Linked DNA regions of Homo sapiens: region 1 is linked to region 2. A link is a loop called in an ENCODE intact Hi-C map of the cell type or tissue named here. Cell type or tissue: CD4-positive, alpha-beta T cell. All regions are shown on one strand.

The links. Hi-C counts contacts between places; a loop is a spot of excess contacts. Peaks named below come from ENCODE experiments on the same cell type or tissue, not always from the same donor. Only the 100,000 strongest peaks of a DNase experiment are listed, where the experiment ranks them.
Region 1: a loop joins it to region 2, with 10 times the contacts of the local background. A loop is called at or near these places in 3 of 110 quality-filtered maps.

Annotation. Positions count from the first base shown.
Region 1 is chr11:66,743,350-66,745,849 of GRCh38, reverse strand. TOP6BL (TOP6B like initiator of meiotic double strand breaks) reads right to left here and starts at 1,081. Exons shown (of 15, transcript NM_001302084.2): 1 at 931-1,081. It also overlaps a transcript of SPTBN2 not described here. RefSeq lists enhancers at 223-312, 753-862, 1,354-1,854 and silencers at 493-592, 1,003-1,392. In CD4-positive, alpha-beta T cell, no CTCF peak of the experiment used is centred here; DNase peaks (open chromatin) are centred at 349, 699 and 1,199; H3K4me3 peaks cover 1,804 bases; H3K27ac peaks cover 685 bases.
Region 2 is chr11:66,466,356-66,468,855 of GRCh38, reverse strand. It overlaps PELI3 (pellino E3 ubiquitin protein ligase family member 3), which reads right to left and starts at 1,951. Exons shown (of 8, transcript NM_145065.3): 1 at 1,829-1,951; 2 at 576-728; 3 at 1-23. The coding sequence starts at 727. RefSeq lists silencers at 1,464-1,813, 1,824-2,033. In CD4-positive, alpha-beta T cell, a CTCF peak has its summit at 1,408; DNase peaks (open chromatin) are centred at 865, 1,605 and 2,115; H3K4me3 peaks cover 1,348 bases; H3K27ac peaks cover 418 bases.

The DNA.
Region 1 (2,500 bases), 280 kb before region 2:
GAAAGAGCGAGACTCCGTCTCAAAAAACAAACAAACAAACAAACAAACAAACAAACCCTAAAGATATTCTCATGTCGGTATGACAGCGCAGTTGGGAAAAGAACACTGGCCTATGAGTCAGCGCCCTGGGTTCTAGCCTAGGTTCGGTTATTTGTAAAATGGAATCCCGCCGCCTTCTTTGATGACAACAAACAGGCAGGACGCCCGGGGGTACTCTCTCAGGTGCCCTCAGAGCCTGTGCTTCTGTCACCTGCCCAGTACCCCTCACAAACAGCAGCTCAACGTCCCATTGGGCACCGGCCGTGAAAGTGGGTAATGAAATGAGCACACGGGGCGTGGCCGGCGCCAGGCGCTCAGTGCCGTCTTCCAGAGCAGCTCCCCGAGCACAGGTGTGGCCTCTGAACCTCGCCCTTCCACGTCCAGCTGCTTCGAACCCAGAAACCTGCACCTGCACCGGGGCCTAAAAAAACTCTCCCTCGCTCCCAGTCTGCACTGGGTCCCTCCTTGCCTCTGTCCTGGCGCCCCGACTCCCCCCACCCCGCCCCGCAACGCCAGGGCTTGCCCCATTCCTTTCCTTCTTTCCGCGCCCCCTCCCAGCACCCGGTGCATGGAAGGCGCTGGGCTCCGGCAGGCACCTCCGAGGCTGCGTCAGGCTCTGCCCCTGGGTGTCCGCCGGTGCTCGGCAAACGCCGCAGCTTTCTGAGCCGTAGGCTGGAGAGAGGGCGTCGTTCCCCCACAGAGTACCCCGCGAGCGAGAGCCCTCATCTGCTCCTACTTCCTCGCTTCCCCGTGGGAGACGGGCCTCGATTCCCGAACCTTCCTCCTTCACCTTAGGCGACGCCCGACCCCTCTGCCCAAACTTCGCGGTCTCCTCACAAAGCCCGTCTCCTCAGAAAGTGTCCTCCGCTTTCTCTCCCTTCCCAGCATCACCTCGAACACGGCCACGGCCGTCCCCTCCATGCCGCGCAGGGAACAGCGGCAACGCCCAGTCGAAGGGTACCCGCCCGCCGCCGCCGCCGCCGCCGCCGCCCCCTCCTCAGCCCGGGCTTGGAACTCCGCCAGTGCCCACGCCCGAGTCCACGCCCACGCCCGGCAGCGCGAGCCCATCCCTTCCCGCGCGCGCGCCTGCGCCCGCGCACGCCCCGCCCACCTGCCCGCCGCGCCTGCGCACTCGACGCTGCAGGGCCCCGAGACCGCGAACCGCCGCCGGGAGCCACCTAGAGCCTCTGAGCGCCGCGGGTGCCAGTGGGCCCGCAGGTGGGAGGTTCGGGGCGGGGAAGAGCCCGCGAGAGGCGGCCAAGGCTGGAGGTGAGCGGGAATGAGGCCAGGCCACGACTCCTCCCTCCTCTCAAAGATAGTTTCCCACGGTGGCGGCGAGATGCGGCCCTTGGCCCTAATCCGGGCTTTGGCCGCCCTTCGCGCTTTCCAGGACCCTTCCCTCGGCCGGGAGGGGCGACGGTAACGGCGCGGGGCTACCAAGCGGGTTCGTGACCCCTCCAACAGCCTTGTCTGCGGCGGGGGCTGCCCCAGGCCAAGCCCTGGGTCCCAGACTTAGCAAAGAAAAAGACGGCCAATTAAAATTGAATTTCATATAGACAGCGAATTTTTTTTATAACCATACACATATCTCGGCAATTTTTGGGACATATACTAAAAAATTACTAATCTGAAATTAAAAACGACGCCCTGGGCCGGGCGCAGTGGCTCACGCCCGTCATCCCAGCACTTTTGGAGGCCGAAGCGAGTGGATCACCTGAGGTCAGGAGTTCGAGACCAGCCTGGCCAACATGGTGAAACCCCGTCTCTACTGAAAATACAAAAATTAGCCGGGCGTGGTGGCGGGCGCCTGTAATCCCAGCTACTCGGGAGGCTGAGGCAGGATAATTGCTTGAACCTGGGAGGCGGAGGTTGCAGTGAGCCGAGATCGCGTCATTGCACTCCAACCTGGGCAAAAAGAGCGAAACTCTGTCTCAAAAAAAGAAAAAACGACCCCCCGTCTTTTACCTTACAACCAGCCCCAAGCATCTCCCAGCCTAATCCAGGGGGACCAGCTTCCCCCGCAAAGGTGGGACCTGGGAGTCGACCCCTCCCTATCCAGGCCCCTTTCCACGTTTGACTGCACTGAATGTGCCAAGACCAGGAGCTGGCTTTTCTGGGCTCTGGCTGACAGGAGAAGCTCTGGGGTTTTCCAAGTGCATTCCTGGCTGGAATAAGGAGGTCCTGCAGAGTCCCAGCTGCTGCTCTCTGCCAGGTTCCGGGAGGGGCATGGTGACAGGGGCTTAAGCCTATAACTGCTGGTGATCTGACAGCCAAAAGAAAACCCTGATGAGAGATTCCTGCCTGGCAAAGAGTTGCCCAAGGAGAAGGGTGGGACAGGGTGTTGGCTGCTTTCCTTCAGGAAAAATTCTTCCACCCCAGCTCCAAGACGCCAGGATTGGACAGAACAGGCTGGCGAGCTGGCAGAGTGCCTGCCCAGTACACAACCTTGGTGCTACTCCAA
Region 2 (2,500 bases):
CCTCACCTCCTTCCTCACAGCATCTTTGTGAAGATTGAAATGAAATAATGTCCATGAAAGGGCTTGGCACAGGCCTGCCTCCCAGAACACTCGATATGTGCTAGGCGCTGTTCTATGTACTTTACAGAAATCACCTCATTCATTTCTTCCAACAACCCTCTGAGGAAGGGATTATTATCATCCCCATTTGCAAAACAGGGGAAACAGAGGCACAGGGAAGTTCAGCAACTTGCAGAGGCAGGATTTGAACCAAGCAGTTTTGCTGGAGAACCAGAGTTCTTCACCCCACACCACACACACTAGGTGCTTTAGGAAAGGCAGCTGGTGTTAACATTTTTCTCATCTGATCAGGAAGTTGGGTGGTTAGAGTTGTCACAGTACTTTGTGAAAAATGGGAAGATAAAATAATAATTATGAATTGAGGTGGGTTTGGTCAATTTTGTCTTTCAGCTAGGAAGGTGAGGAGGGACAAACAGCTGAAGGCCCTATGTGGGGGGAGGAGGGGTCGGGCCCTTGTTCTGGCTGCGTTGGGTGGGTGTCTGGTGCTTCACCCCTTCTAGGCCAGGGATGCTCACCCCAGGACGATGAGTTCACCATACTTGATGGGCTCCTCGCCTGGCTGCGCATCTTCACCGGGAGAGGAGAGAACGCAAGAGCCCTTGTTCCCCCGGTGCTGGAGGTCTGAGGTTCGGGGGGACCCCACTTCAGGGTTTCCTTCCAGCACCATTCTGGGCAGAGTGGGAGAGAAAAGAGCTTTGTAGGTTCCCACCCCAGCCCGGCTCAATTCCAGCTGCAGCCTGCTGCAGGGCCGCCTAGGCTAAGGCAAGGGTGACCTTTCACCGCCTCTACTGCTATGGCAACCACTTCCCCTCTGCCTCCTCTAAACTGCCCGAGGTTGCTGGGATACCAGGGAGGGGTGGCACAGTGAAGAGAGTCAGGATATTCAGTGGTGCCAAAGAGATGGACCAACTTGGGGTGGCCAGAGGCTGCTTTTTGGCCAAGATCCCAGTCTGGGATGTGCTTCAAAGCGGGGCACCCAATGAGTTGGGGGCCGTTACCCCTCATCTCAGACTCAGTTCCTGCTTATAGCTCTTAGCCTCTGGACCTCTGATTTAGCCTCTCTGACAGGTTCTTTGAATCTACCTGTCCATCTGAATCTTTCTTGCCCCTTTGAGGTCTAGGCCTCTGTCTGTCCATCTGCTTTCTCAATGACTCTCTGTCCTCCCAGCCGCTGTCCTTTTTGCCGTCTCTCTCCCCCCATTCCCCATCTCTGCCTGTCTGCCCGCCTCCGCCTCACCATCTGCCTCAGTCTCCCCATCTCGGCCTCCCCCTGCGGGTAGGCCAATAGACTCCTCCTGGGTGCGCGCTCTTCCCTCCCTCAGGTGTCTGTCTGCGTCCCCAGCCGCCCGGGTCTCAGGAGGCCTGCGGAGGCGGCGCTCCCCCCTCGAGCTCGGGCTGCAGCACAGCCGTCTCCCGCAGGCAGCCCGTTTGGAAAACATCCCCGCGCCAGAGGGACCGCGCCGGGGCAGGCCCGCGCCCTGCGCCCCGGGCGGGCAGAACGGGAACCGCGGCCCAGCACCTACGCAGGTCCACACCCGGCGGCCCCTCCGCACAACACGCGCGCGTGCACGGCCCCGCACGCCCCGGGCCCGGACGGCGCAGAGACCACCCGCACCCGCGACCGCAGGGACGCGCGGGCGCGCAGCAGCCACCGGCGCCCGCCCTCGGACCCACTCCCTCCACCACCCCCAGACACGCAAACACGCCCCCCGCGCCCGCCGGGGCCCGCCTGGCGCAGCCCCCGCCCCCTCCGCCCCGGCGGCCTCACCTGGCCACGCTCCGGGCCCCGCTGGGCGCCGCTCCCTCCCCGCCTAGCCCCTGCTCGGCCCCGGGCCGCTGCGGCGGGATGGGCCCGGCCCGCGGCGGCTCCGCGCTGCCTCGTCACGGGGACACCCAGGGCCGGGGGAGGGGGATGAGCGCGAACAGCCACGCTCCGCCCCCTGTCCGGAGGCCCCGCCCCATTTTCCCCGCCCCTAGGAGAGCTCCGCCTCGCTCCAGACTCCGCCTCTTGCGGCGATGCTCAGCCTTCGTAGGCGGAGCTCCGCCCCTTCGCAGGAGACCACGCCCTTCCCCTGGTACCGCCCTCTGACCAGGGAAGCCCCGCTCTCCACTCCGTCTGAGGGACTCCCTTGCCCCTCCTAGCCGGCTCAGGACTCCCCCGTAGTCTACACGACCCCTCCCCCATTTCAGACTCCCCAAACTCCGCCTCCATTTCCGGGGACTCCGGGGTTCTCCCAGAGACATGGGCGCCCCTCCCCACTGTCGGTCAGGGCCCTCACACGGCGCTGGAGGCCCCTTCCCTAGCCTTAGGCCCGGGACTACGCACCCCCAGCTCCGACACCCCGCCTACCATCTGGGGACGCCACGCAATTAGAGGAGAGGAGGAAAATGCTAAAGGCAAAGGGGGTGTGCGGCAGCGGTGGAGGCCGGGGAAAGCAGC